Linked DNA regions of Homo sapiens: region 2 is linked to region 1. The links are chromatin loops, found by intact Hi-C in ENCODE. Cell type or tissue: Caco-2. All regions are shown on one strand. Each heading gives the region's core, and the rest is flanking DNA. Links, peaks and the distances in the headings are about the cores only. Region 1 holds the start of FKBP3 (FKBP prolyl isomerase 3). Region 2 overlaps MIS18BP1 (MIS18 binding protein 1).

Region 1 (15,744 bases), core at 7,745-15,744:
GTACAGGCGCCCGCCACCACACCCAGCTAATTTTTGTTTGTATTTTTAGTAGAGACGGGGTTTCACCATGTTAGCCAGGATGGTCTCCATCTCCTGACCTCGTGATCTGCCCGCCTCGGCCTCCCAAAGTGCTGGGATTACAAGCGTGAGCCACCAGGCCCAGCCCCCTCATTCTTTTAAAAGGCCCAGTTACCCCTCCACAAATCAGACTGGAGTTTAGCTCTTTCCCCTACTGTCAGTAGGCTGAATAAAATCTGTTTTCACCACTTTAATGTCCGATTGTGTTTATCTCTGACACCTTGAGTCAGTCCTCTACTCAACTGCTAGAGTGATATTAACAATTACTGCTTATAGTTTTGTGTCCAAAGGCCTAAACCATGCAGGATCTTAATCTATCCCTCCCTGAAGTTCCAGAATTCTATCAGCCTTTGAACTCTTGTCTTTTCCATGACCTTCTCAGTAGAGCAGGTGCATACAGCATAGAAATCTTTCAATCAGCTGGGCGCAGTTACTCACACCTGTAAACCCAGCACTTTGGGAGGCCCAGAAGGGTTGATCACCTGAGGTCAGGAGTTCGGGACCAACCTGGCCAACATGGTGAAACCCTCATCTCTACTAAAAATACAAAAATTAGCTGGGCATGGTGGCAGGCGCCTGAAATCCCAGCTATTTAGGGGGCTGAAGCAGGAGAATCACTTGAATCCAGGAGGCAGAGGTTGCAGTGAGCCAAAATTGTGCCACTGAATTCCAGCCTGGGTGACAAGAGTAAAACTCTGTCTTAAAAAAAAAATTATATATATATATTTTTTTTTCTTTTTTTAAGAGACAGGGTTTCAGTGTTGCTGAGGCTGGAGTGATCATACCACTGTAAAATACTGAGATATTTTACAGTAGTGTGATCACGGCTCACTTATAGGCTCTAGCAGTCCACCTGCCTCAGTCTCCCAAAGTGCTGGATTACAGGCAGGAGCCACTGTGCCTGCTTAATAATATTTCAAAAGTATAAAAATATTACTGTCTGTAAGGGAGCAATGAAAGGGAGAATGGCATGAAATACGGCTAGAAAAATACGTAGGACATGTTAGAATCTGGGTTTTTATCTTTAGGACATTAGCCAATTTAGAGTTTTAAATAAGAGAAGTTACAGAATCGGATCTGTGTTTATTTTATTTATTTATTTCTGAGACCGAGTCTCACTCTGTTGCCCAGGCTGGAGTGCAGTGGTGTGATCTCGGCTCACTGCAACCTCTGTTTCCCGAGTTCAAGCAATTCTCCTGCCTCAGCCTCCCCAGCAGCTGGGACTACAGGCATGAACCACCACACTTGGCTAATTTTTGTATTTTTAGTGCAGGTGGAGTTTCACATGTTGGCCAGGCTGGTCTCGAATTCCTGACCTCAGGTGATCTGCCTGCTTCAGCCTCCCAAAGTGTTGGGATTACAGGCGTGAGCCACAGTGCCCAGCCAGATTTGTGTTTTAAATAGATCACTGTGACTGAAATATAAAAAATGACTTGGGAAGCAAAAGTAGAAGTGGAGAGACTTGTTAGGAAAAAAGTTACTATAGTAGTTTAGGTTTAGACCAGGGTGCTAACAGTGAGGATGACAAAACATGAATGGCTTTGGGATATATTTTGGAGGCAGAATCACCAGAAGTTGGTAATAACTACATATGAAGCAGTTATCAAAGATGAAGTTATCAAATTTTTCGTTTGAGTACTTTTATACTGACTTCTAATTGCTAAGTGTGAGTTTCTGTCGTAACTTATATTTTCTTTCCTGTACAATACTCATTCATACCATGAAAATTTTCCTCAATGCTATTTAATATATAATAGACAATAAATATATTGACAATGACTGATTTAAAATCCCATAAGAGCTATTAGACAAGTCTTTATATTAAAATAAAGGTAGAAATAAATAATACAAATGTGCTTAGGAATGTATGCAGTTGTGTATGTATACAGCAAAGTCTCACATGGTAAAAATTCCAGAGGAAGCAATGAGCCCAGGAGCTGGGTCTTAAAGGGAGCACAGAAGTGACAAATAGGGATAGTAAAAGGACACTCTAAGGAAGAAATAAAATATGGAGGTAGGAAAGGGCATGATGTAGTAGACAATGAGCAGACATTTGTGGTCAAAGAAAAAAAATTTTTTTTTTTTTTGAGACAAGGTCTTACTCTGCCACCTAGGCAGTGCAGTGGCACACAATCTTGTCTCACTACAATCTCTGGCTCCCAGGCTCAAAGGATCCTCCCTGCTCAGCCTCCTGAGTAGTTGGGACTACAGGCACACACCACCACGCCTGGCTACTTTTTTGGTAGAGACAGGTTTCGCCATGTTGCCCAGGCTGGTCTTGAACTCCTGGGCTCAAGTGATCCACCTTCCTTGGCCTCCCAAAGTGCTGGGATAATAGGCGTGAGCCACTGCACCTGGCCAATAACATGTCTATACAGGCCGGGCACAGTGGCTCACGCCTGTAATCCCAGCACTTTGGGAGGCCGAGGTGGGTGGATCACGAGGTCAGGAATTCGACAATAGCCTGACCAACATGGTGAAACCCTGTCTCTACTAAAAATACAAAAATTAACCGGGCGTTGTGGTGTGCGCCTGTAATCCCAGCTACTCAGGAGGCTAAGGCAGGAGAACTGCTTGAACCCGGGAGGCGGAGGTTGCAGTGAGCCGAGATCACACCACTGCATTCCAGCCTAGGCAACAGAGCGTGACCCCGTCTCAAAAAACAAAGAAAAAAAAAGAATACGTCTATAGAAACATGGAATATGGAGCTTAGCAGCAGCCACATTTTGGAAGTTTTGAATGCCAAGAATAAGAAATTTGGATATATATTGAAGACCAGTGGTGACCAATAAAAATGGGAGTCACAAATGTAATTTTGAGTTGTCTAATAGCTGCACTTAAAAATGTAAAAAGAAAGAGATGAAGTATGTCTATGCCAGGCAGTGGTATGCCTGTAGTCCCAGTTATTCTGAGTATTCTGAGGCAGGAGGATCACTGGAGCCCACGAGTTTGAGTCCAGCCTGGGCAACACAGCATGACCCTGTCTCTTTTTTTCTTTTTTTTGAGACTGAGTCTCCTTCTATTGCCCAGGCTGGAGTGCAGTGGCGCAATCTTGGCTCCCTGCAACCTCTGCCTCCTGGGTTCAAGTGATTCTCCTGCCTCAGTCTCCCATGTGGCTGGAATTACAGATGCATGCCACCATGCCCAGCTAATTTTTGTATTTTTAGTAGAGACGGGGTTTCACCATGTTGGTCTCAAACTCCTGACCTCAAGTGATCTGCTCCTCTTGGCCTCCCAAAGTGCTGGGATTACAGGCACCAGCCACTGTACCTGACTGACCCTGTCTTTTTTTTTTTTTTTGAGACAGAGTTTCACTCTTGTTGCCCAGGCTGGAGTACAATGGTGCGATCTCAGCTCACTGCAACCTCCGCCTCTGGGGTTCAGGCGATTCTCCCACCTCAACCTTCCGAGTAGCTGGGATTACAGGTGTGCACCACCACATCTGGCTAATTTTTTGTATTTTTAGTAGAGACAGGGTTTAACCATGTTGGCCAGGCTGGTCTCGAACTCCCAACCTCAGGTGATCCGCCTGCCTCGGCCTCCCAAAGTGCTGGGATTACAGGCATGAGCCACCATGCCTGGCCTCCCAACCGACCCTGTCTTAAAAAAATAAAATAAAAAATTTTTAAATGAAAAATTTTCTTATTTAAACTAAAACATCCCAAATACCATCATTTCAATAAGTAATCAATATAAAAAATACTGAGATATTTTACATTCTTTTTTAAAAAAGAAACGTCTAAATTACACCTTTGAAACTGAGTATATATTTTATTCTTAAAGCACATTTCAGTTCAAAGTAGCTAAAGCACTCTGTAGCCACATATTGTTAGTAACTACCATACTGAACGGGGCAATTCTAGACAACACTCAATTACTGAAGATTTTTCAGCAGGGTGTGGTTTGCAAAGTATTGTTTTAGAAATCTTATTAGAATACCCATTTTGTTGCTGACTGGATAAAGAAAGAGAAGGGAGGCAAGAAATGAACAACGTTTTTAACATTCTGGGTATGAGGCCTTGCTTCGAATGCTTGAAAATGGAAAAGGAATGAACGTTTAAAATAAAAGGAAGATGTTTGAGAGCATTAGTCCTGAAGGAGACATGAGAAAGAAAAAGGGACGCAAAGATTCAGAGAAATTTTAAGCTCAGAAGAAGGGAATGGCAATGGCTAGACATTCACATTTTGGCACTACAGAACACAGGAGCATATAATGAGAAGGGAGTCCAGGGGCAGTGGCTCACGCCTGTAATCCCAACACTTTGGAAGGCCTAGGTGGGCGGATAACTTGAGGTCAGGAGTTCAAGACCAGCCCAGCCAACATGGAGAAACTGCGTCTCTATTAAAAATACAAAAATCAGCTGGGCATGGTGGCGCCTGCCTGGAGTCCCAGCTACTGGGGAGGCTGAGGCAGGAGAATCACTTGAACCCAGGAGGGGGAGGTTGCTGTGAACCAAGATGGCACCACTGCACTCCAGCCTGGGTGAGACTTTGTCTCAAAGACAAAAACAAAAACAAAAAAAGAGAAAGGAGTAAGAAGGGACTGAGAATTTGTGAGAAAATGTCAAATACTTTATGTGAGCAATGAGCAATGTGATGGAGAACTGGGCAAAGGATAGTATAAATGTTGTTGAGTAGCAATGAAACTAGAAAACATGCTTGGCTAATATTAAGCATGAATTTATACCAGGCTCAATAAAAGGTTTTATGATTATATGTTTATAATGCCTGCTCTCCAGTCCCAAAGCATGAAGACAGAGAGTAGACAACGAGGGTTAGCAAGGAAATGGACAAGAGGCTTTTGAATGTAGGACGCTAGGAAAACAGTCACAGTACATAAATGGGCTCAAGCTGGCCAGTTAAACGAAGAGGTTTTAAATAAAATGATAGAGTTTAGGACCCTCATAAGCTTGCTCTAGATTGTCTCTAGCTCTTATGAATTTACCTTTTATTTTCTTAACTCCTTAATGAAATATTATCTGTCTCCTAAAACCATCCTCATTCTAATTTCCTGGAGGGTGAACTATGTTGCCAGTTGCTTCTGAAACCCTTCAATAATAATTGCTCCATTTACCTTAGTAGCTACTCAATAGATATAACATTTATTAAATATTAATTGTGATAAACTTTAAAACTGCTTTGTGTGCACATATACCTATAAACATTAATTTGTGCTTTTTAGCCAATAGGAAAAGATCATGCAAAATTAACTAGCTTTAATCAAATAAACATCTATAATTGTATAACTGAACTTACACTTTCCACAAATACCCAAAAGCTACACTGTCATCAATAGCCTCACCTCTTTACAAGAACTAAAAATAGATTATTATCACTGATACTAAGACTGCTGGCAATGAGTGAGCTTAGATAGTAAGGTATTATCAGAAATGACAAGATTATAATCAATTCAGCTCTGCTAAGTCAGTTCTTAGTAGCTGATCTTAGCTCTACTAAGGCTGTCAATTTGCAGGAATGAATTAATCTGGTTCTTCAAACCTTTGTACCAAAGTATAAAACCTGAGTTGGGAAAACTGAGACAGATGAACCCACATCCTGCAGCCAAGCCTGGATTATTTCTATTGCCAGGGACACCATGTACATTAGAAAAAGCTAAAAATAATCAAAAGAAAATGTATTTCACTTAGTCCAACTTGGCTATAGAATCAAGGCCTTAAAATAGCTTTGAAAGCTCAGAAGGTCTGGACAGATGTGGAGGCGATATTAAATACAATATCAGAAGTGTTTCACAGAATAGGCTAATAACTGTAAAGCACTAGTTCTTAGGATTATTTCTGTCCCAGTACACCTAAGGGAAATGGCCCACTACATTAAGTGTTTGGCTCATTGAAAGTGGTCGTATTCAACCACCCTTCACTATGAGAAGTTAGTGCAAATAATAAAGAAATAAATACAATTTCTAGACTCCACATGATAAAATAAAAAAATAATTATATACAGACCTCATCCAGGGTCTCTTCAGACTTGGTTTCTTTGGGTTTATCTTCATTAAGCTTCACATTTTTTACTTGCTCAGACACTTTACTTATACTTTCAGTACCCTTAAAACGCTGTAAGGAAAATGTTGTAACATCATACCCAGGACAGGCTAAAACCAAGAAGCAACATCAAGATTTTCAGCCTCTCAATTAAATGAACATCTGCATAATAAATATAGGTTGTATAACACAATTGTGAATAAATGGTCTAAGGAAACGAAGAGCAAAGAAAGAATTTTGCTCATAATTTATTTTTAAACAATAAATGATTACCCTCAAACCAGCTTACAATATAAATTCTGAAATGAGAACCATGACCTTAGAAAGGCCAACTCATACCCAGAGATATAAGCACTATTCAAATAACTCCTAAATAAAGATTTCTTTCCTGTGGAAGATATTCATTTCATAGTAAACAAATGTGGGAGAATGTCTTAAAATGTATTTTTGTAAAGCTCAGCCTAAATCTAAACCAGACTTTAAATTCATTAGTGAAATGGAAACTTATTTTCAATATAACATTTAACATATATAATAAAACAACAACAAAATACATTTAATATACACCATATGCTAAAGTAATACGGTAATACCACTGACCTAATGAATTTATAACTTCAGTGGACTTAAGAATTTGTTGTCTCAATTTAAGCTACAAAATCCAGACCCTTTGAAAATACTGAAACATTCTGCCATACTGCAGATTAGCCTTGCTAGATTTGACAGCTAGTCCACTTATGATAACAGTTCAGAAAAATTACAGGTGGAAAAGCTCCAACACATTCAACAAATCAATGCATTTTAAACATCTTTTTTGGAAATAAAATTTCAAAAGTGATGTTCTGCTAACAGAATCTAACAATACTCACCTTAGTTTCAAAAAGATGGTTATAGGCTGTAACCAAGTGGTCCTTGTTAGCTGTCTTGGCCACATTTTTAATGTTTCCTAATAATTTATGTTCTGCAAGAAACTATAAGGAAAAAAGCTGGGTAATCAAGATAACTTCTCCCGAGTAAGAAGTGTCTAAAATTAGAAAACGATCCTTTTATGTTAGCAGTTGTGTTTTCAGTAGTACTAGTACTGAAGAAGAAATAAAGCCTATAGTTTATACTCTTTGTTACAAAAAAAGTAAGAGATTTTTTAAAAATTCGGTATTTACAAGAATTAGTGACAAGACTGCAACTGTAGTGTTATGTACTGAACACAGTGTTTCATCCTAAACTTTTTCCTGTCAACACTCACAAAAAATAACATTTATACAGCAAGCACACTGTGGTGACTTGAGTCAGCTGCTCACTGCAGGAGGATACTTGGGTGCAGCCCTTGAGAGCCTCCAGCCAGGTTGGACATAGCTATCCTGAGGCATTTGTAACCCATTCTTAGCCGACTAGGAAGAGTCACTGTTACACAAGCATGTAACATACATATGTTGAGATTGCTATGCTTAACATTATATATATAATTGCTAAGTATATGGGCTGTGGAGTCATATTATCTAGGTTAAAATCCTAGCTGTGTGGGCCGGGCGCGGTGGCTCATGCCTGTAATCTCAGCATTTTGGGAGGCTGAGGCAGGCGGATCACCTGAGGTCAGGAGTTTGAGACCAGCCTGGCCAACGTGACAAAACCCCATCTCTACTAAAAATACAAAATTTAGCTGGCCATGGTGGCGCATGCCTGTAGTCCCAGCTCGGGAGGCTGAAGCAGGAGAATGGCGTGAACCTGGGAGGTGGAGGTTGCAGTGAGCCGAGATCGCACCACTGCATTCCAGCCTAGGTGACAGAGCAAGACTCTGTCTCAAAAAAAAAAAAAAAAAAAAAAAAATCCTAGCTGTCTGACACTAGACAGGGGACTAAGCTTGTCTAAAGACTCAGCCTCCATATCTGTAGTGGAAGATTAATAACAGCGTCTACGTCAAAGAGTTGATATAAGGATAAAATGCAAAAATCCATTTAATGCATTTAGCATAGAGCCTGTCACACAGTAAGAACTTAATAAATATTGGGATTATGATTAATACTGTATTTAATAACTCAAGGTAACAGCGGAATTGCTTTTCTTTCAAATATAAGACTGCTAAGATGGCAGATGGACACTAAAATACTACTGCTGAAATAGCAAGTCGTAGTATAACTTTATCTGAAAATCACGTAATTGTGAGGATTTCCATAACTTCTTTGTTTCCTTATTTTATTCTGCTTCTTTTTCTGCCTTGTGGTCCTTGCTTAATTCCTAATTTTGTTACATTCTCAAAGTTGTCCTTTGGCATCTTCTAAGCTTTTGATAAAGCAGTTAACATTATTAGCAGTTAACAGCTAACACTATCACTATTGTATTTTTTTCTTTTGCTTTTTCTTTCAAAGATATGTTCTAAATAACAGCTGATGGGGAAAGGAGACAAAGTTGACTAAACGGAAGTAATCAGTTACCTTTAGCATGCTGGTGGTTTCTTGTTAAAGATTCCAGAAAATACCCAAAGCATAAAAGCATAAACATCTCTTTGATATCTTATGATTAATAAAATAATTATTGTCAAGTATAGGTCTAAGTGTTAATGATCACCGGAGATTATTATTATTAATTTTTGAGACAGAGTCTAGCTCTGTCGCCCAGGCTGGAGTGCAGTGGCCCAATCTCGGCCCACTGCAACCTCCCCCTCTTGGGTTGAAACGATTCTCCTGCCTCAGCCTCCCGAACAGCTGGGATTAGAGGCGCCCACCACCAGGCCCAGCTAATTTTTTTTGTATTTTTAGTAGAAATGAGGTTTCGCTACGTTGGCCAGGCTGGTCCTCAATGCCTGGCCTCAACTGTTAGTCAGGATGGTCTCGATCTCCTGACCTCGTGATCCGCCCGCTTTGGCCTCCGAAAGTGCTAGGATTACAGGAATGAGCCACCACGACCGACCGAGACTATGCATTTAAAAGATTAATGTTATAAAAACATTTTGATAATCCAAGTCTGTTGAAATTCTTCCACGTGGCCCAGTTTTACATACGATTCCACATGGCATGATTTGTTTCATAAGAATATGATGGATGAAGTACATGACTGAGGTATTATTAAATGTTAATGATGTCTATTCTATTGTTTCAGATGAAATACGAATTGGCTTAAGAGAAAATAGTTCCATTAAAATGGGGTAAGATCCCCGACACATGTTCTTTTTCACCCTTGTACCTCCAAACACTGAGAATAGTTCTTGTTACAGATGTTGTATTAATATCTGCTAAATTAATCTAAGATGCGGATGCCAGGATAATAATTAAGGAAGAAGGCACTGGAAGTTGGAGAGTTCTTCTATCTCCCTGTCATGACGCCCGCCCAAAATGAAAATAAAATATAAGCTTCTCAAAATAACCCAGAAATAGTGGCTCACGCCTGTAATCCCAGCACTTTGGGAGGCCGAGGCGGGCGGATCACGAGGTCAGGAGATCGAGACCATCCTGACTAACACGGTGAAATCCCGTCTCTATTAAAAATACAAAAAATTAACCTGGCGTGGTGGCACGCGCCTGTAGTCCTAGCTACTCGAGAGGCAGAGGCAGGAGAATCGTTTGAACCCGGGAGGCGGAGGTTGCAGTGAGCCGAGATCGCGCCACTGCACTCCAGCCTGGGCAACAGAGAGAGACTCCGTCTCAAACAAACAAACAAAAAAACCCAGAAACAGTTTTTCTAAATGAAAAGTTTAGAATTTTAAAAATTGTATAGAAAACACAAGCAGGCTGCCGCTTGTAAGAGAATGCTGCGTGCACAACTATTTCAGCAATTTAACAGGTGCATGAATGAACTTATTTTCCAAAGGAAAAACAAGTGTAACAAAAATAACTTGACTATAGACGGATGGTTAAGATGGAGACTATGCTGACAAATGGAGAGCCTACAGTATAAAGCATTTCAAATAAATTTCTTAGTCTGTTTATAACAATGACAGACCACTGCACAAGAGAAATGTGCATGTAGCTCCCTTAAAGTATAAAGGTGAAAAGGTCATTTAAAGGGTCGATATGTTAAATCAAAACTTAAACCACAACCTACGGATTTTTTAAAAATCACACGCATTAATGTTCAGTATTTAGTAAACTGTTGAGAAAAGCAAGTTGGATACACCGTTCCCACAGAAATCTTCACATCCCTTCCCATTTCCCTAGTAGCCGGCGCCCCGCTCCCAGGAGTCTCATCCACACCACTATTCCTCGGCCTCTCCGCCCTAGCCCCCAATATCCTCGGGTTCCTATTTTTCTGGCCTCCACCCCCACTCAAGGATCCCAATGAGGTTCTAACTCTACAATTGCAGCCTGTGTGCCCCAAGAAATAAAGCTGCTCCCCTGCCCCAGTAGAGAACGCCCGAGAGGCGGGAGCGAGGCACCAAAGCACAAGCTGGGCCTCTCCGGCCTTCCAGGCCACCGGCCGCGGGAAGACGAGGGCGGGGGCACAGAGGAATACGGAATGTATGGGCATCTCCAGGGGGGTGAGGCGTCCCTCAGCCGCACCAGCCCGGCCGCCCCTACGCCTCTGGTACCGAATCTGAACCGTGTTCCTGCAGAAACTTGATAATGTCCTTCTTGGGCAGCTGCTCACTGCGCAGCTGCTCCACGGTCCACGCCCGCTGTGGAACGGCCGCCGCCATCTTCCCCCGCTGCCTCCGCTTTACTGAGCCAGCCCGCCGCAGTTCGGCATCGCCCCGCCCCCTAGGGCGGGGCGGGGCCACTCACGGAGGTCGAGGGGCGGGCCTCTGCTCTAGCAGTCGGGATTGGGGCCTGTCTTTGAGTGACGTCAAGGCTGTGCTATGAGGGCTTCTTTGTTGAGTCCGGGTTGAAAAACCTACCGCGGTCGTCTCTGCAGTCGACTGAGTAGAAGACCGCTAGAGATCTTCGATTCTGAATTAGACACCTTGTGAAGCGACCTCTGATGGTAGCGACATTTATCAACCATTACCCACATTTAAGGCAGCTATGCCTTTAAAGTCCAGTCTATAACCTGTTAAAAGAAAACAGCATTCAGGCTCCTTATCTCGTTTTATCTAGTTCTAGCCTAAAAAGTCACACCTGAAGTGCTTCAGTCCTTGTCGATCCGAAAACCCATATCCCACCATTTCCCTTTTAAAGATCACACAACCGAAACTTAAATACAAACTGCCCATCCCCTTCCCCCCATACAAATACGAGAAAGTTTGTCCAAAACGAAGTTCAGAAACTTTAACAAATAAAACAATTTATAAAGAAGCCGCACTCAGGATGCCACTTGCTGATGAGAATGACATTATTAATGCTCGTAACTCTGTGATGTATATTTTTTTCTCAGTACACGAGGAAACAAATTTACAGAGGTTACTCAAAGTCAGGTTTAGAGAGAAGTCAGGAATTATTTGAGACAGAAATCTTCGTTAGAGTGGAATAATTGCACACCGACGTTTATTATAATGCTCTTACCTATAATAAAGATTTAATAGTTGAACATCAGGACTCCTTACTTAAAAAAATGTAGGCTGACTCTGGGCATGTTGCCTATGAGTTAGCTCTGCTTTGCAAGGAGCATTAAAAAAAAAAATTCTGACGAATAGCTGGACCAGACCACGTTCACTTCCCTTTAAACAATGAAAATATTAAAATAATGGGTTGCCACTCCCAGCGCGGTGAAAAAGAGACTTGGCATTTTGTTTTCTCAGCCCAGATAGAGATATAAGACAAATTATTCCATCTACACATTTTTGCTTTTCACTTTATATTCTGATTTAAAAGTACAAGGAATGAGGCACGTTAGACGCTCAATAACATTAAGTTCCCAAACTGGTGGCTATTCCATTGTCCCCGGGTATGTAATATTTTACAATAAATCTCTATTATAACATTTTAAGTGATTTATCACGTTAGCAATGACGCCCAGCCATCTAATCATTGGAAACGGAACTTAAATTTAGAGTTTGTTAAAACAAAACACCGGAACCGCACCGGGGACCATATTTAGAGTAACGCCTTAATAATGCGCATGAGTCTCCGGCAGGGCTGTGAAGGTTTCCGGGAAGCCAGCCAATCATTCCCAACGGAAACTCAGTAGCGGCATTTTCAACTGGATAAACTGGCCTTAGTCCCGCCTTCTCGTTCCAGAGTTTTGTGCGAAGGAAACCGATGGGGATCGGAACCGTAGCGGTTGAGCTGCTGCTGCTACGGATATCTGACAGAAGCCTTCGGTGGTTGTCGGCCTAATGAGCGGACGGCAAAGAACGCTTTTTCAGACGTGGGGCTCAAGTATCTCCCGATCATCTGGGACTCCGGGTTGCAGCTCCGGAACTGAGCGACCTCAGAGCCCTGGCAGCTCCAAGGCGCCTTTGCCAGCAGCAGCGGAGGCTCAGCTGGAGTCGGACGATGATGTGTTGCTTGTCGCGGCGTACGAGGCTGAGCGGCAGTTGTGTCTAGAGAATGGCGGGTTCTGCACCTCCGCGGGCGCCCTGTGGATTTACCCTACCAATTGCCCAGTGCGGGACTACCAGCTGCACATTTCCCGGGCTGCTCTGTTTTGCAATACGCTGGTGTGTCTGCCTACCGGACTGGGAAAGACCTTTATTGCCGCCGTGGTCATGTACAATTTCTACCGCTGGTTCCCTTCAGGAAAGGTGGTCTTCATGGCCCCAACGAAACCCTTGGTGACACAGCAGATCGAGGCTTGCTACCAGGTGATGGGTATCCCGCAATCCCACATGGCCGAAATGACAGGTATCTTAGACTGGACTAATTTTGAAGTAAGAGCTGGGAATTCCTGACCCATGTGGAATAGTTCCCAAGCTACAACATGTGCATCTTACGCCCTCCCTCTTAAAACATTCTCTACTTGCAGCAAGCCCAAAACTGATGAATAGGGTTGCTTTATTCAATCTTCAGAGAATATCTGCAGCTTGTCATAGTATTTTGAAGCTATTATGTGCGTATACCCCATGGGTAACTGAACATGATATTTCCTGGCATTCTTCCTGAAAAAGATTTCTCAGTTGAAGAATTTGCCTCTCTTCAAATATGCCATTTTGTAGGAATTTTCTAAAGACAATTTGGTTGTAGTCCTAGATAAGTGCCAGCTTTGATATTTGGACCACACCAGAACTTTAAAATGTAGCATTCCGATGAATTGTCAAATTGTTTTTCTCTTAATGTTACCAAAGCATGTTTGCATTCTGAAAAAGCCAGACTATTTATATTTTATAGATAACAGTCTGAAGTTTAGAATGTAGAATGTCACTTTTATTTTCAGGGTCTACACAAGCTTCCACCAGGAAGGAAATATGGTGCAGTAAGAGAGTGCTTTTTCTTACACCTCAGGTCATGGTAAATGACCTTTCTAGAGGAGCTTGTCCCGCTGCTGAAATAAAGTGTTTAGTTATTGATGAAGCTCATAAAGCTCTCGGAAACTATGCTTATTGCCAGGTAATAATTTTGTTAAACGGTATTTTGTATTGTAACTGTACTGTTAAAGAGAATTTTGGCGAATAGTTACTAGTGATGGAAGTTATTGACAATATTATTATAAAAAGCCTTTACGTCTATTATCTCAGAACAGATGGTGATAAAGAATATCTGTACTTTCTGTCATCCATTCAAATCAGTGTCTTCACTGCCTTTTGCTGTTATTGTTGTTTTCTTTTTCTTTTCTTCTATTTTAAGACTAACCAGATAATTAGTGTCAGATGTAGATCATGAGAGCCTAGTCATGGTTGGGACAGTGATCTAAAATAGGGTATGAAAGGAGTTTTGAAATTAATAAAGATTGGTAGTGGATATGCGGTGTCTCTTCTTGGCGGCTAGGTAAAATAATGACATAATGTATGCCACATACCTAACACAGTGCCTTCCAGTTGAGTACTCCAGGAATATAAAATAAGATGAAGTAGTGGGATGTGGTTGCAAACATCATTCATATCTTTGCACTGAATGAAGTTGACTTTCTGTTTCCCTCTTCTCCTAAGGGGGATTTTGCCTCTTCTACTCAAGGTCCAGGTCATTAATATTTTATGCTTAATAGTTTGAAAGCCTTTGTAGGCCATAGGGGATAAAGGTGGTGGGGACTCATTAAAAAATGTTTGGCTGGGATAACACTTAAGATTTGAAAGAGATTAGAGAGAAGAAGGCTAAAGACAGAGTATCTAATGAGGGGTAGAAGGGATGTAGGATGACTTCCAGATTTCTGACTTGGAAAACTGTGAAGATTGTGAGTTCTGGGTGGAGAGCAGGTTTAGGGGGAACGTGGAAAGATGATTTAGATGTGTTGAGTTTGAGGTGTCTATGAGGAATTCAGCTGTAGATATTCATTAGGCGATACTTGATAGAAGTATGGATCTTGCTGGAGAGTTCTGAGGTAGATAGAGATACAGATTTGGAAATTATAAACATATAGATGGTAGTTAAAACTATAGTAGTTGGTGATGATAGGAGGAGATTATAGAGCAAGAATAAAAGAGGGAAAGGTAGGGAAAGTTAATTTCATTTAGGGCAAAGACATGAATTTCTCTGCCAGTTTTTGAATTTGTATAGTCATTTCTTTGGGGACTGTAAACGTTATTGTATTATATCTCTGTATTAGGGATAATTGTCATCTTTTTTAATAATTGATCTTCCTAATTATATTCAGGAAATGAATATAATATATTTTTCCACTTATTGATATCATTCCAAATTAAATTAATACATAGCATGTTAAAAATTTCCATCTGAGAGGGGCATTTAAAAAATTTTAGCTTGAGGCCAGGAGTTTGAGATCAGCTTGGGCAACATAGTGAGACCCTGTGTCTACAAAAATGAAATGAAATAATAAAACACTTAAAAATTTTTTAAAATTCAAACTGTATGGAATACGTTTTGAAGATTTAGCTGGTAATTATTTTATTTTCAAAACATTTCTAGGCATTAGATTTTTTTTTAACAGCAAGGCTTTATGAATATAATGAAACATGCATTGACTTCATTAATAACCAGACAGCCCTGACAGCTTACACCGCATTGAATATTCCAGATATACATTCCAATAGGTACACCTGCTCCATGAGGCACACACCACCATTTCCTCTTCTACAAGATGCTTGAGAATTCTTCGTGAAAAGAAGTAATGTATTTGGCTTACTTTTCATATGTAATAGTTCTGGAAGGCATATTGATACATGTGCCATATAACAACAAAATGATTTCACTCAAAACTGCCTCACAATCTGAAAGAACACTTTGAATTTTGGCTATCATACAAAACATTTTTAAAAGCATCAATCCAGTAAGCAATCTTTTTGTCTTCCTTACTGCACTCATGACTTTTCAAAAATCCTTCTATTATATGTAAGGACCATCACTTCTAGCATTAAGCTAAACTGAAAATGGTCACTAGGGATATTTTATCTTGCATCAGTTTTTAATTATAATTTTACTTGTTTCTGAAGAATAATAAGTATAATGTTATGTCTTCATATGCAATCTGTACCATATTTTTAAAAGCTCGATAAATATTTTTTCAGTATTAATCAAGATTCAGTGTTAGTCTCATTGGATTTGTTTTTGTCTTGGGTTGAAATTGGAGTGATTTTTGGATAATCTGGTTTTATTGTTTAATCCTGTGTTTAATTTGGGAACTATGGTATACTGAGAGCTGTTCCTGCAAATCAGTCTACTTGGAAGTGCATTTTCCTCTGTATTGGGAA
Region 2 (16,287 bases), core at 2,802-10,801, 76 kb after region 1:
ATAGTAGCCCTTAGAGTAAGTACTGTTTTAAGAAATTTTTGAGATACAAATTCATGCTCACAGACTGTGATATAAATGTATTTTTTTCTGAGATGAGGTAAAACACTGCATTATATCATTTAGACCTCAAAATCATTTGGTAACATAAATCAATATAATCATGATCCCCATTGTCATACCACACATGAATAAAATGGTATTAGAAAGCTCAAGTAACTTGCTCAGTGTCATAAAGCAAGGGAATCAAGGGGGTTCCCATAAGTTACCATTCTCGAAGATTAGCTACTTAGAGGAAATTTGAGATGAAATACTTTTTCCAGAATCCTAGTACTTATATATGATAATCAGTTATTGCAATTAAAATCAGAAAATTAAAAATTTAAAAAGTAATTCAAGGGGATAAAGGACTGTCCTAATCTTTTCTCTAAGGGATATAGATCATTCTATTAAGGCATCTTTCAGTTAAAAATTTTTCTGTAGTTGGATTTTAAATGTTAGAATGTAAAAAAATAAAAAGTAAAAAAATAAAATTAAGTAGCTAAATCTGAAAAACACCTGAAGCCATTTTAAAGCTACATAGAATTTGATGAAATTTCTTACTTTATGAGAATTGTGACTCAGTCTGAATTATTCTTCAATCCTTGAACAGGATTGTTTTTGTGTTTTGTGTTTTTGTGTTTTGCCTGAAATATCCTTCCCAGACCTCTGTGTATATTTTTCCCACCCTTCATTTCCCAAAAATCAAAGTTTTTAGCCATTTTCCCCTTGCTCCAATGTTTCAGTCAATGTGATGCCATCTGTAATCCTACAGTACTTATGTGCTTACCTCATTCATGGCTTCATTATTGTAACTTGTTACATTATAATCACCTCAGGGACAGGGACTGTTACATGACTTACAACTACCACAGTTTATCACATATTAAAGTTGTTTCATAGATATGTATTGGATAAAGAAAAATACTTACTAATTTTTTCTTGATGTTGCCCCAGACAATACCACCATTACTTTTATGATATTTTTGCATACGAAAAACATATTTATCACAGTCATTCCTGTTTGAATACGAAATAATTTTAAGTCAACAATATTTTTAAGTCAACCTAATAATTTTAAGTTAACTGTCATACTTTTAACCACAGGTTGAACAACAATTGCCTAAATTAATTTCAAATGTATTTCTTTTTTTGAAACAGGGTCTCACTCTGTCGCCCAGGCTGGAGTGCAGTAACATGATAATGGCTCACTGCAGCCTCAACCTCCTGGGCTCAAGTGATCCTCCCAACTCAGCCTCCCAAGTAGCTTGGACTACAGGCACGTGCCATCATGCCTGGCTAATCTTTGTATTTTTCTTAAGAGACAGGGTTTCACCACATTGCCCAGGCTGGTTTCAAACTACTGAGCTCATCAAGCAATCTGCCCTCCTGGGCCTCCCAAAGTGTTGGGATGACAGTCGTGAGCCACCACGCCTGACCTCAAACGTATTTCCATCTTTAAAAAGTACATTCTGTATTTTAAAGAGGACAATAAAATGTGCCTATGGAGATGGACAAAATGCTTAAATCAAACATTTTACAGGAAATACTGATCAAGACTATTTTGGGAAATTATGCTTTGCTTACCGTTCATTGTACCGTCTACGCTCTTTCCGGTATCTTGCTGCCTCTCTTGGTTTTCCAAAACTCCCACTGAGACTTCTTCTCCTTGGACTCCCTTTTGCTATACCATTATCTCTCCTGTTCACTTCCTTCCCTGTCCTAATTGAATCTCAGTTTATTCACTTTAAAGATATGCCTGGTGATTGAAAACTGTCAATTTTTCCAACTGTGCTGGGTTTCTAATCCAGCTCATCAAGCCTTTTATTTCTACAAAATTTTATCTTTCTTGAATTCCCCATACCAACCACCAAATTTTTTTTCTTTATTTCATTTCCTTTACCTTATCTCTTCCCTTACAAGCAAATATGCTTCACTCATAACTGAAGAGATTAAAAGCCAAGTAGAATTGTTGGTTGTTTTTAATTCCCTAAACCCACAATTCCTAATCCCACTTATGACAGTAAATACCAGCTGAACATCCATTTCCATACTCTCTCTTGGCTCTAAGATCTTACATACCTGAGTATCCTCTGTTCTTTATGACTATTTGGGAACAACCTTAAAGGCATGACATGAAGAAATGTGACTCTATTAAGATATTTATCTGAATCAAACACTGCTGTATAGCAATGAATAAACCTCGTCAGTTTTTAGCAAATTGCTTAACAAATGAACAGGTGTGATCCCAGCACTTTGGGAGGCTGAGGCTGGCGGATTACCTGAAGTCAGGAGTTCAAGACCAGCCTGGCCAACATGGTGAAACCCCATCTCTGCTAAAAATACAAAAATTAGCCAGGCACGGTGGCATGCGCCTGTAATCCCTGCTACTTGGGAGGCTGAGGCATGAGAATTGCTTGAACCTGGTAGATGGAGGCGGTAGTGAGCCGAGATTGTGCCACTGCTCTCCAACCTGAGCAACTCCATCTCACAAACAAACAAAAAACAAATGAACAGGCCTAGCCAGTTGTTCAGGATCAGCAACTGGTAAGTCTATTATCAAAGAGATGTCTTTGAAGACAAAGAGTTTTTCACTTCTGAAGTGATATAACTGTTTGATTACTTAAAACTGTTATGAAAAGTACGTCAATTACTAGAGCTAGTAAAGTCAGAGAGAGTGAAGAAGCCTAAGAAAATCATTTTTTTAAGAAAAAAGTTTCAGACAATATAGATTCATAACATAAGTGAATCTATCGTGTTTCTTTAATTGTAAAAGTGACATAAATGGACAGAAAATATCCCCCAAAACAAAAAACAAAAACCCACAACCCACACTGGTGTCATTCTACAACCTAGAAAGAATGGCTGGTGATGTGTAAGTTAAGAAATTTCCTTCCTTACGAATTTGTTACATAAAATTGGGATCATGCTGAATGTAGTTTTCCTAGCTTTTGAAAACTACTATCCACTGGACATTTTTCTGTCATTAAATTCTTGAAGACATGATTTGTTTCATATTCCATTATATGGATAAATCTTAATTTATAACTTTCCTTATTTTTGGATGTTTTGGTCATTCTCAAACTTTCAGTATTATGTTTTATGATGAACATCTGTGTTCCAAATCTCATATTTCCTTAAAGTGTCTAATAAAATTCAACGGCCAAAAGGATGAAGTTGTTTTTTTTTTTTTTTTTTTGGAGACGGAGTCTCGCACTGTCACCCAGGCTGGAGTGCAATGGCGTGATCTCGGCTCACTGCAACCTCTGCCTCCCGGGTTCAGGTGATTCTCCTGCCTCAGCCTTCTGAGTAGCTAGGATTACAGACACACACCACCACATCCGGCTAATTTTTTGTATTTTTAGTAGAGATGGGGTTTCACTATGTTGGCCAGACTGGTCTCGAACTTCTGACCTTGTGATCCGTCGGCCTCAGCCTCCCAAAGTGCTGGGATTACAGGTGTGAGCTACCGCGCCCGGCCACGGATGAATATTTTAAGGCTTTTGATGAACTGGTCAAAGTGCTTATCAAAAAATTTGTCCAAAATAGTATTCTCAGTATGCTTTCCCCTGCACTAAATACTAAAAATAATTTTTAGATGCCTAGGAAAATTATATTTTTATCCAATAAGTGCAAATTAAAATTTTAGCAATTTAGCAAGCTTCCTGAGAGTACTGAATAGTTTTTTTCTCAGTCACTATTATCTTGCTTCTGCCTCTCATTCTGTGGAAATTGCTCTAAGATCAGCAATGGCCTCTTACTTGCCAAATGGAATAGCCTATTTTCAGGCCTCATTCTTACTATTTTCCATCTTTTTTTGGTGACATTTTATTGTTAGTCACCCCTACTTTTTTCTTAATTTTATTTATTTATATGTTTCAAATTGTTCTTGTATTCACATGGTTCAAAATTCAAAAGCCCCCCTCTCCTTCCTCCAGCTACCTTAGTTCTCCCTAAGGATCACCAATGTTTTGGTTTCTTATGCATCCTTTTATAAAGACTTAATCTAATAAAAGCAATTATACACACACACACACACACAAGTATATACATATATGCATACATACATATAGCTTCTATTTACACAAACAGTAGTATATTATTCACTGCATCTACCTTTGTTTCATTTAATATATCTTAGGCATTTTATCATAATAGCAATAAAAAATATCTTCATTAATTTCTTTTTTTTTTGAGACAGGATCTCACTCTGTTGCCCAGGATGGAGTGCAATTGTTGCAATCACAGCTCACTGCAGCCTACACCTCTGGGACTCAAGCAATCCTTCTACATCAGCCTCCCTAGTAGCTAGGGCCACAGGCTTGCCCCACTGCATCCTGCTAACATTTTTGGGTTTTTTTTGTAGAAATGGGGTCTTCCTATGTTGCCCATGCTGGTCTTGAACTCCTGGGCTCAAGTGATCCTCCCAAAGTGCTGGGATTACAGGCTTCAGCCACTGTGCCTGGCTCTTCATTAATTTCTATGACTATATAATGGACCAGAGTTCATTTAATTAGTCCCTACTGATAGATTTTTGAGGTACTGCCATTTAAACAATGCTACAATGAATAAGCTGTACATTCACAATTCTATAAGTAAAATTCCTAAGTCAAAGGGCATGTGCATTTATAATTTTGATACTTACAAATTGTTGCTGCAAAGATCGCACTACTTTACCTTCTCACTAGCAATGCACAAAAATTAACAATGCATTCCTTGTTAGTTTGTAGGAATGCTGTATATATTACGGAAATTAGCCTTTTGCCTGTGACAAGTTGCATATATTCTTTTCTCAGGTTGTCTTTTGTTTGTAGTGGTTGGTACCAGGTAAAATTTGTTAAACATTTTTACACAGTTGACTTTATTCATCTTTTCATTAATGGCTTGTAGGTTTTATAGTATAGTTAGAAAGACCATCACTAATCTGGTATTATAAAATAATTCTCCAAGGTTTCTTTAGTTTTTTTTTTTTAAAGTTTTTTACAAGTAAAACCTTGATCCATTTCGAATTGATCCAGAAGTAAATGTGGGTTATATCACAATGCTGTTTATTGAATAGCACCCCGATTTGATGAACTTGTCCATCCTTAACTTCTAGAAACTACACATTCTTGATTTTTTAAATAATGCCTCTTCCCATTACTGGCATCTATGGTCCTCATGAAATGTTTAAATGTTCCTCACTACTCTGATGCAGAGAATTAACATATCATATGCATGAATATTTACCTATTTATAGAACCTAGCATGCCAGGACTGACATGCTGACATTGAGGAGTTTTTACCAATGGAAAGATAACTGATGATGGAGTTGTTGGATTTTTGTCCATATTTGGCAGAATATCATCATCATCTTCACTGTCCTGGAAACTTGGCAACTAGAAAACAAGTATTTATTATCAGCAGGCACCCCATAAAAGGTATTTTCTCATTATCACAAAATAGTTTTGGAGGACTGATAAGTTGGTTCTTCTTGTAACTTTCCAAGTTAGATAATTAAAAACAGTAGTACGTAGAGGAGTAGAGGCTAGAGGAACTCCATTTTAGATGCTAATTCACCATGCTGACTTCTGATTAAACCTGGATCTGGAAATGCCTCTAAGATTTCTACCTCCATATACTTACTGGAAATCTTGTCCTTAGGTCAAAACAACCTTGGTGTTATCGTAAACACATACTTACCATAAATACAGCCCTTAGGCAAATTCCCTATGGTATATAAACCCTGGGTCTGGGGGGATAACAGTGCCCAAATCCACCATCTTGAGGCCACCCAAGAGATGGCTTCTGCTCAAAAGTCTCTATTAAATGTTTCTGAGAAACTGGATTTGTCACCCTCTTTATTCAGCCTGTAACCGAGTAGCGTGGCTTCAAACCATGTTTTAAAACTTTTTTCTTTCTTTCTCCCCAATTTTAAGATATAACTTTGAGATAAACTACATGTGTTTCCATTCATCTTGAAATACAGCCTCAAAATGTGAACCTCCGTTTCTTTACCCATTCTATGCTCCCATGCCTTATGCACATGTTTTTACCTAGACGCTTTTTAAGTGCACACCATGCTCATTTATCTGGTCATGTATTTCCTTAGAAGCTTCAGGGGCCGGATCCTGGCATAAACTGGATACCTCCAGAATTCTCTCCCCAGTCAAGGCCAAAACTCACTCCCATCTAGAAATTTACTGCAAGATTTACTACAATTAATTTGTAACCTGGTTGAGCCCAGGATGGTGCTGGCCCCTTCACCAAATGGAATAATATTTCAAGATAAGCTGTTGGAGCAGATTGAGCCACCTAACACCTCCTAACCCCCTCCTCTCCTGCATTCCAAATCATTCTCTCTTTAAAAACTCCTATGTTCACTCCACAAATTGAAGACTGGAATTTCTGGAATTTCACCCACACTTCCCTTTGCTGGCACAGATAATAAAACTCTATCACACCTTGCTCTTGTTATATTGGCTTCTTTTTACAAGCGGCAAGTAGTTGGACCCCTATTGCTGGTTACAATTTTTGGTGGCCCATACAGGGAGCCCTGTGTATTCACAGGAGGCTCCAGACACACCTATCTGATCTTCTGTTGGATAGGGCCATGGAGCCACCTGTGAGTGCCAGCTGCTCATGGCTAGCTGACCCTGTAGTAAGAACATTAGGGGAGCTTCCAGCAATAGCCAAGGTGCCTTTGTCTTGCAGAACCTCCTTTTCTATTTCTGTCACAGCATCTGCTGCTTCCAAAGCTTCACTGATACAAAGAGAATGTGACATTTTGAAGAAGTCGACAAATGTTGGAACCAGGTGAGCTGCTGATGTGCACCCAGCCTCCCTCTGCCTCTTTTAGGGTGTTGCTGGGGCTCTGCTCTGTTTAGACTTAGCTGTTGGTGTCACCATTTGGCCATTTTTTTGCATTTGTATTTGTGGCACCCTCAGGGCTTTGCTCACATTGGACTGTCCCCTGGGGAGGGCCGTTTGAAACTGAGGCAAGGAGTTTGGAACTCTACCCAGCCCTCTTAACTGGGGATTTGTTTGGAGGCAGTGCACCATTTGTTTGCAGTGTAGGTGTGTAACCTTAATGTGTGTATGGGCCCTAATCTCTCTCTCTCTTCCTCCATCTTTTCTATTCCTCCCAGCTCCATCCCACTGACTAAATTGGAAACAAGCCATCTACAGCCTAAACTCCCCTGGGCCATAAACACCGTTAGCTTCCTCCAGCTGGAAATAGCTAACCTTGACTGGTGACTTGCAGAAGTGGGAATGTTACAGCAGGTTAACTAGTCAGGGATAAGCAAGGAATGAGAGGGCCTCCCCACCCCCCACCAGGAATGTTGTTAGGCGACCATCCTGTGATGGTCAGGTGGTTGTTAACTGTGTCTCTAAAATAATACTTAATCGCAGCCAGCACCAGGGAAAAGCAATCTCTCAATAAACAGAAACACCTAAAATTGGTGATCAGCAGCTTCCTCATAAGATCTCAGAAACTGGGCAAGTGGGCTCAAGCATGTGCATTAAGAGGAAAAATGGAGGAGTTTAACTGGTATATGACCTCCTAAGGACATCCGACTGGTAAGGGAGAAAGCCTCAAGTGAGCCTGTGTATAAATCCAGTAAACACACTGTAACTTGCTCCCCTCCCAAGTGCTAGCACGCCACTGGGCATGCAGACAGCCCGCCCCAAGGTTAGAATCCGGGGAGAAGGAACACAAGACCCCCAGAAGCATGCCAACATATAAAACCCCAAGTCACAAAGTTAAACCATGCTTCAAGTCACCTGCTTGGCCCTCTTCTGAGAGTACTTTCTTTCCTTTGCTTCCTGCTTTAAAGTGTTTTAATAAACTTTCATTCCTGCACTAAAACTTGCCTCAGTTTCTCCTTCTGCCTTATGTTTCCTTGGTCAAATTCTCTTTTTAAAAAATTTTTATAAGTATTATTTAACAAAAAATGGAGACGGAGTCTCCCTATATTGCCCAGGCTGGTCTTAAGCTCCTAGGCTCAAGGGATCCTCCTACCTCGGCCTCCCAAAGTGCTGGGACTACAGGCATAAGCCAGCACACCCGGCCAGAATTGTTTCTTCTGAGGAGGTAAGAATTGTGGTTTCTGCAGACCCGTATGGATTTGCTGCCAGTAACAGGAGGGATTCATCCTACACTGTATAGGTCTAAGGTGCTGAGGCTCTCCCTGACAGAAGATAAACAAGAATGATGGGGGTCTGCAGGTTGCACAGGTTTAGGCTATGTCTGTTAGAAATTTTAAGGTCAAGGAACAAGGACAAGGACAGAGCCTTAGCCTTTAAAAGACTTAATTTCTCTTGTGTAAAACAGAGATAATAACACCTATTTCTGAAGGTTATGTAGACCAGAGGTCAGCAAATGTTTTCTGTAAATAATCAGATAGGGAATATTTTAGGTTTTGTGGTCCAGTCTCTGTCCTAACTACTCAACTCTGCACCGTAGCATGAAAGTAGCCATAGACAATATACAAACAAATCTGACCCTTCGTATCAACAGAACAAAACAAAACTCTAATTCACTTACTATTATGCTTAGCCGTTAGTAGGAACCCAAGCAGTGTTAACCATTGTGGGGAAAAGAAAGAGAGATCAGACTGTTACTGTGTCTATGCAGAGAGAAGTAGACATAAGAGATTTCATTTTGTTCTGTACTAAAAAATTCTTCTGCCTTGAGATGCTGTTAATCTGTAACCTTAGCCCCAATCCTGTGCTCACAGAGACATGTGCTGTGTTGACTCAAGGTTTAATGGATTTAGGGCTATGCAGAATGTGCTTTGCTAAAAAAGTGCTTGAAGGCAGTATGCTTGTTAAAAGTCATCACCATTCTCTAATCTCAAGTACCCAGGGACACAATACACTGCAGAAGGCCACAGGGACCTCTGCCTAGGAAAACCAGGTATTGTCCAAGGTTTCTCCCCATGTGATAGCCTGAGATATGGCCTCGTGGGAAGGGAAAGACCTTACTGTCCCCCAGCCCCACACCCATAAAGGGTCTGTTTTGAGGAGAATTAGTAAAATAGGAAGTCCTCTTTGCAGTTGAGATAAGAGGAAGGTATCTGTCTCCTGCTCGTCCCTGGGCAATAGAATATCTCAGTGTAAAACCCGACTGTATGTTCTATTTACTGAGATAGGAGAAAACCGCCTTAAGGCTGGAGGTGAGACATGCTAGTGGCAATACTGCTCTTTAATGCACTATATGTGCACATCAAGGCACAGCACCTTTTCTTAACCTTGTTTATGACACAGAGACCTTTGTTTACATGTTTTCCTGCTGACCCTCTCCCCACTATTACCCTACTGTCCTGCCATATCCCCCTCTCTGAGATGGTAGAGATAATGATCAATAAATACTGAGGGAACTCAGAGACCAGGGGCGCCGCCCGGGGCCTCAGCAGGGGGCCTTGTATGCTGAGTGCCGGTCCCCTGGGCCCACTTTTGTTTCTCTATACTTTGTCTCTGTGTCTCTTTCTTTTCCCAGTCTGTCGTCCCACCTGTCGAGAAATGCCCACAGGTGTGGAGGGGCAGGCCACCCCTTCAAACTATGTCACAGAAAATGATATAATTTGTTGCTGTCTATTTCTACTTTAGTTCTGTTCTTTACATTTTTATTTTTTTGAGATGGAGTTTCGCTCTTGTTGCCCAGGCTGGAGTGCAATGGTGCCTTCTCAGCTCACTGCAACCTCCCACTCCTGGGTTCAAGCGATTATCTCACCTCAGCATCCCCAGTAGCTGGGATTACAGGTGCCCACCACCATGCCAGCTAATTTTTGTATTTTTAGTAGAGACGGGGTTTCACCATGTTGGCCAGACTGGTCGCAAACTCCTGATCTCAGGTGATCTGCCCACCTTGGCCTCCCAAAGTGCTGGGATTACAGGCGTGAGCCACCATGCCCGGCAGTTCTGTTCTTTATGATGCTACTATTGCATTTAGGCTAAAATATACATATATAGAACCTGAAATGATGGTGGGATAAAGGGTACAACCCCTAGTGGACCATAGCGTTTTGAAGAAAACATTGTCAGGGCCTCTGGTGGCTCTCTTAAAAGACTTCCCTCTATAATCAGTGTAAGCAAAAAGGGGGCCCAGTTAATGATGTTATTAAACTTTATAAAGCATTGTGTAGCCTTTTTAAATTGAAGATAATTTTATGACAAGAAATTGGTAGATGAAAAAATTACCCTTATGTCTAGCTCACTAACACAACTGTTTGAATTTTTATACTCAATAGTCCAATTGTCTGTTATCCACACATTTCTGCATTACTTTAATCTTAATAATTTTTTTTTCTCTTTTTGAGATGGAGTCTTGCTGTCGCCAGGCTGGAGTGCAGTGGCTGCAACCTCTGCCTATGGGGTTCAAGTGATTCTCCTGCCTCAGCCTCCCAAGTAGCTGGGATTATAGGTGCATGCCACCACACCCATCTAATTTTTGTATTTTTAGTAGAGACAGGGTTTCACCATGTTGGCCAGAATGGTCTCGATCTCCTGACCTCATGATCCACTCTTCTTGGCCTCCCAAAGTGTTGGGATTACAGGTGTGAGCCACTGCACCCGGCTTTTTTTTTTTTTGAGATGGAGTCTCACACTCTGGCCCAGGCTGGAGTGCTGTGGCACCATCTCAGCTCACTGCAAGCTCTGCCTCCTGGGTTCATGCTATTCTCCTGCCTCAGCCTCCCGAGTAGCTGGGACTACAGGCGGCCGCCACCATGCCTAGCTAATTTTCTGTCTTTTTAGTAGAGACGAGCTTTCACCGTGTTGGCCAGGATGGTCTTGATCTCCTGACCTCGTGATCTGCCCGCCTCGGCCTCCCAAAGTGCTGGGATTATAGGTGTGAGCCACCGCACCTGTCCTTCAGCTAATCTTAATATTCTTAACATTTATATTTAGATTCTAGAAAGTCTTAAATGTGCATTTAATATTTGTATTGTATTTCACTGTGTTTATGAAAAACATCTTTATTGGATATACAGATTGTTTCCAGTTTTTTGCTATGAAGATAAAACTGCAATAAGTATCTTGCAAAGATTTTGGGCTTTTGGATTTCTTAGGATAAACTCTCAAGAATAGAATAAATCTTTATGGCTTTTATAATATATTGCCATAATGCTTTCTTACTAAAAGGTACAATTCAATTTGTATGCCCACTGATGTATGACTGTATCAGTATCACCATTGCTTCTGTTAGCAGTGGATATTTTAACTTATTTTTTTAAAAGATTCTATAATTCAGAAAGTACATAAATATAATTTACTTTACTTTCTTGGATTACTAACTAAAATGACCACTTCCCCAAGTGTTTATTCAGCCTTTTGAATTTCTTCTTATTCACACTTTTCCTGTGATCTTGGTACTTTTTGTTATTCCAGTAACATTTGAATGAGTTGTTCATATCACAGATACTACTAGCTTGGTTGTATTTGCTGTGAATATTTTACTCCAATCACTGAAATTTTTAGTTATTCTACTCTTCATATGACAAAAATTCTTTCATACATTCAAATCTTTTAATACTGTGCTACTATCACTTAATCCCTCCTTTCAATTACTACACAGTATCTTTTATCAACTTTAAAAAAAGTTTGCTAGGTAGTATATTAAACTTTAAATATATATGTTTCACCTAATTCTAGGTTTACTTTACTGTTTGGTTCTACAAACATTACCTTTGAACCAACTGAAGTGCAGACTCTAGAAACTAGTAAGAATGGCATATATCAGCACATTGTTTGCCATAAGACTATGATCATGTCTACGGAGGCTACTGATCCTTGGCCTAAATATTAGTGATGAACACTACCATACATAAAAATGAAAGATACAAAAGTCAATACAGATAAGGAAAACAATGATTTCATGCCTCTTACCAGTATTCTTTGATGCTGTAAAGGTGTTGTACTGAAAAAATCATCATGGTCATCTTTTGGCAACTGTTCCAGAAATTCCCTCATCTGTTGCTTCCTTTTAAGAGTTCCCACTTTGGCAGTTATCTTAATAGTTTGTTTCTGATCAGCATCACCTCTCTTGCCTTAAGAGTCAGCAAACCATTTTGATAAGGATTTGGTTATTTATAGTAACTGCTCTATAAAGTTAACAACCTTTGCAAAGTCTAAATTGTGCATTCATGTTAAAAAAAAACCAAAAAACTCAGCCTTGGCCAGGCTCAGTGGCTCATCCCTGTAACCCAGCACTTCGGGAGGCCAAGGCAGGAGGAATGCTTGAGCCCAGGAGTTCAAGAACTGCCTGGGCAATATAGTGAGACCCCATCTCTAAAAAAATACAGATATAGATAAAGCAAAAAAAGAAAGAAAACTTAGCCTGTTATTTTACAAGTCTCCTATAGAACAAATGATTATTTCTACACTGGGATCTGGGATTTGTGCAATATGATTAGCCCATAGGATACTCATGAAGAGGCTAAGATTAGGCAGGGTGAGGTTAAAAAGATCTTCTCTTTTTTTTTTTGTAGAGATGGGGTTTCACCATGTTGTCCAGGCTGGTCTCGAACTTGTGAGCTCAAGTAATCGGTCCACCTCAGCCTCCCAAAGTGCTGGGATTACAGGCATGAGCCACCGTGCCTGGCCAAAAAGATCTTTACACTGCAAGAATGACTGCCTCTACATTGCCTCTTGCTGAATGCCTAATTTATTGATTTTGCCAAAATATATAAACCTTACTGAATTATGACAGGGTATTGGGTTCTCGCTAATGCTTATTATAGAAATTCTCTGGCATAATCAACCTTTTACTAGTACTCATGAACAGGAGTATGTAATCATGGGACTATGAAAACTGAATATTTTCTGAGCTTTCTCATAAATTACTTGGGGATCTGACCCAAGTGGTCTTTAATTAAACCCTTAGAACAATAATTCAGATATTGAAATCTCTGGATCTAACTGCAGAATTCCTAAAACTCGAAGCACAAGGCTACTAAACTACTACTGATGGAAGCAGAGACCCAGGTAAGACTTAAAAATTAAACAGATGATTTCTGAAATTCTCTCTAGCTTTAAAATTTTAAGAAAATACCTATTAATATTCATGGATAAATATAAAATATATCTGATTTCAGTGATCAGAAATCAACACTGAGTACTAGGAAAAAAACTATTTACTACGAAGGTTACCATTTTGGCCTTTGGAATTGGCTGGCTTCTTCTTAGTGACATGTTTCTGGGATCCTTTTCCTCTGGGATTTTCCATGTATTTCCTCTGGCATTCTTCAGGAGATCGAGAACCTACAGCCGCAGCTACCTCTGACCAGAAACCAGGTTTGTGCTTTGGAAGAGATGCAAAAGCACTATGGAAGATCAAAACCAATTAAAGAATAAGAAATTCAAACCAATGACAATAACCTCTTAAAAGCATAACACTGAATTGATGAGATTTACTGAGATGAAGGAATCAGTTTTATCAAAATCATTCTGGATAACAATTAAGAAAGATATTATTCCTTCCCCTCAATAACTTAACTCTAGTGCTTAAAATATGAAGATGTAATTTTACCTATCTAGTAGATGTCTTCTAACTATTCTGATGTGTTTTATTAAGCCTGAAAAATGACCCTCAGCCTTTCAACATTTTTTTTTCTAAGTCCAACTAATCGATGATACGGTTTTTTAGGAGATTTTGGCATGACCAAATTTTCTTCACTGTTACCTTAAATCTTATTGGTGCTAAGTATATTGGACAATAAGCTCTTAGTTCTCTTATACAGTCTAGGTTATAAGCTATTAAAAAGTGTTATGCTTGCTTTCATTCTACTATACTTTGTAGAACTCAGTATTTTAGATATATGCTCTCTTAATTAAGGAAAATGAAAATTGAAATAGAGAAAACTATAAGGAAGTCCCTAATTTAACATCTGAGTTGCATTCTACAAGTTCCTTTGTAAATGATTTAGAACCTGGTATACACATTACCACCCCCACTCTCCCCATAAAGATTTCATGCATTGTGGTTAGATTGACAATTTAGCCAGAAAACATCTATGTAACTCATCAATTAGCCTAAAAGTGATATTAACAATGTCATTTCAACTACACCAAGTCTTTATTTTTAATCTGTTTCTTTGGCAAAATATTTTTATTTCTACTTGGATTCCAATTAATAGATATAGGTTTCATGTAGCAGTATGTGGGAAAGTTTTTAATCAGTTCTCTCGGGGTTAAACAGTCCTGATTTATAAAGTCTGATGACTTTCATAGGGTAAATACTCCCATTGTAGTTGATGTCAAGCTACCAACATGTCACTGACTGTGGAGTTGATAAAACACGTGTGATAGCACACAATTACATAGTATTTCCACCATACCACAGAGGTGAAGAGTCTCAAGAGCATATATATATAATAAAATGGAAAATAATTAGGAAGTAATGAGTTTTAAGCATTATCTTTGTTTTAAATAATTTAAGTTTATATAATTTTTTAATGACTTTAACACTCAATTTGTAAAATTCTCCAAAATTTAACAATCAGCTCTTGTGAACAGCTACCAGCTGACCACAGCATATTATTCCATGCAGAAAAGCATAATACTTATGAGCATTAAATACTTGTTAATGAATTCTTTTACATAATTAATCATTCCACAGTGTTCTAAAGTGAACAACTAGAAGGACTTGGGAACTCAAGCTTCTCTATTTGTGTGTGTGGCTAATTTCTAAATCTACGACTGTCTAAAATAACTATTACATAACACAAATAATAATGTATTTAATAAGAAATTAGTACTTAACACATCTCCTCTAGGTTATTCCAGATAATTTAAAAAGACAAACTTAAACATATCACACCATGTTTAAAACTTGTTTCATTATTAGCATAAAACCCCAAATCCTTAGTGTAACGCTGTATTGTTCCTTGCCCAACTCTCTAGTCTCATCTTGTACTGCTCTTTGGTCAACTTTCAGTATTCCATTCATTCTAGCTTTCTTTATTTACCTTTCTTTTTTTTTTAAAGAGACAGGGTCTCAATCTGTCACCCATGCAGGAGTGCCGGGCATTATCATAGCTCAATGTGGCCTCCAACTTCTGGGCTCAGGCGATCCCCCTGACTCCGCCTCCTTAGTGGTTGGCACTACAGGCACATACCCCACACCCATTCTTTCAGTATTTCCAAATATGCCCTCTTTCTTTATACTTTTGTGTATGCTATTCTAAGGTCCATTTGTCTTGAATCCTTGGCTTAAATAATTCTTATTTATTGATATAGTTTAAATATGTGTCCCTACCCAAGACTCATATCAAAATGTAATTCCCAGTATTGGAAGTGGGGCCTAGGGGGAGGTGATTGGTTAACGGAGGTAGATTCCTCATGAATGATTTAGCAACATCCCTCTTGGTACCATCCTTCTGATGGAGTTCTCATGAAATCTGGTCATTTAAAAGTGTGTAGCACACTTTTCCAGAATGTCATATAAATGGAATCATATAGTGTATAACCCTTTGAGTTGGCTTTTTTCACTCAATATGCCTTTGAAATTCAACCAGGTTGTTGTATGTATCAATAGTTCTTCCTTTTTACTGCTTAGTAATCCACTGAAAGAATGCACCCTAATTTGTTTATGTAGAAAGTACGACAGAAATCAGGGAGAGGGAGGAGCTTGGCATAGCAACCCTTTAAAGTTGTTTATGAACTCCTAGGCCCATGCTGCAAATTTTGATATATTTTCATTTTTGTTCAGTTAAGAATATCTGGCCGGGCTGGTGGCTCACACCTGTAATCCTAGCATTTTGGGAGGCCAAGGCAGGTGAATCACTTGAGGTCAGGAGTTCGAGACCAGCCTGGCCAACATGGTGAAACCTTAACTCCACTAAAAATACAAAAACTAGCTGGATATGGTGGCACACACCTGTAATCCCAGCTACTTGGGAGGCTGAGGCAGGAGAATTGCTTAAACCCAGGAGGCGGAGGTTGCAGTGAGCTGAGATCGTACCACTGCACTCTAGCCTGGGTGACAGAGTGAGACTCTGTCTCCAAAAAGAAAAAAAATAAAAGAAGCCGGGCGCGGTGGCTCAAGCCTGTAATCCCAGCACTTTGGGAGGCCAAGGCGGGAGGATCACGAGGTCAGGAGATCGAGACCATCCTGGCTAACACGGTGAAACCCCGTCTCTACTGAAAATACAAAAAATTAGCCGGCGTGGTCGCGGGCGCCTGTAGTCCCAGCTACTCGGGAGGCTGAGGCAGGAGAATGGTGTGAACCTGGGAGGTGGAGCTTGCAGTGAGCAGAGATCGCGCCACTTC

The links. Peaks named below come from ENCODE experiments on the same cell type or tissue, not always from the same donor. Only the 100,000 strongest peaks of a DNase experiment are listed, where the experiment ranks them.
Region 2: a loop joins it to region 1, with 6 times the contacts of the local background. A loop is called at or near these places in 2 of 110 quality-filtered maps.

The regions. Positions count from the first base shown.
Region 1 is chr14:45,123,753-45,139,496 of GRCh38, forward strand. FKBP3 (FKBP prolyl isomerase 3) reads right to left here and starts at 10,729. Exons shown (of 7, transcript NM_002013.4): 1 at 10,597-10,729; 2 at 6,947-7,048; 3 at 6,042-6,149. The coding sequence starts at 10,704. FANCM (FA complementation group M) reads left to right here and starts at 12,178. Exons shown (of 23, transcript NM_020937.4): 1 at 12,178-12,787; 2 at 13,317-13,489. The coding sequence starts at 12,280. RefSeq lists enhancers at 9,927-10,798, 10,486-10,705, 10,799-11,669, 12,332-12,381 and a silencer at 10,675-10,852. In Caco-2, for the core only: no CTCF peak of the experiment used is centred there; DNase peaks (open chromatin) are centred at 10,499, 10,849 and 12,119; H3K4me3 peaks cover 4,696 bases.
Region 2 is chr14:45,205,115-45,221,401 of GRCh38, forward strand. MIS18BP1 (MIS18 binding protein 1) reads right to left here. Exons shown (of 17, transcript NM_018353.5): 12 at 13,168-13,340; 13 at 11,905-12,065; 14 at 5,266-5,414; 15 at 969-1,056. Among named protein-coding and RNA genes, the nearest start is that of MIS18BP1, 40 kb to the right of the region's middle. In Caco-2, for the core only: no CTCF peak of the experiment used is centred there; DNase peaks (open chromatin) are centred at 7,337 and 8,827.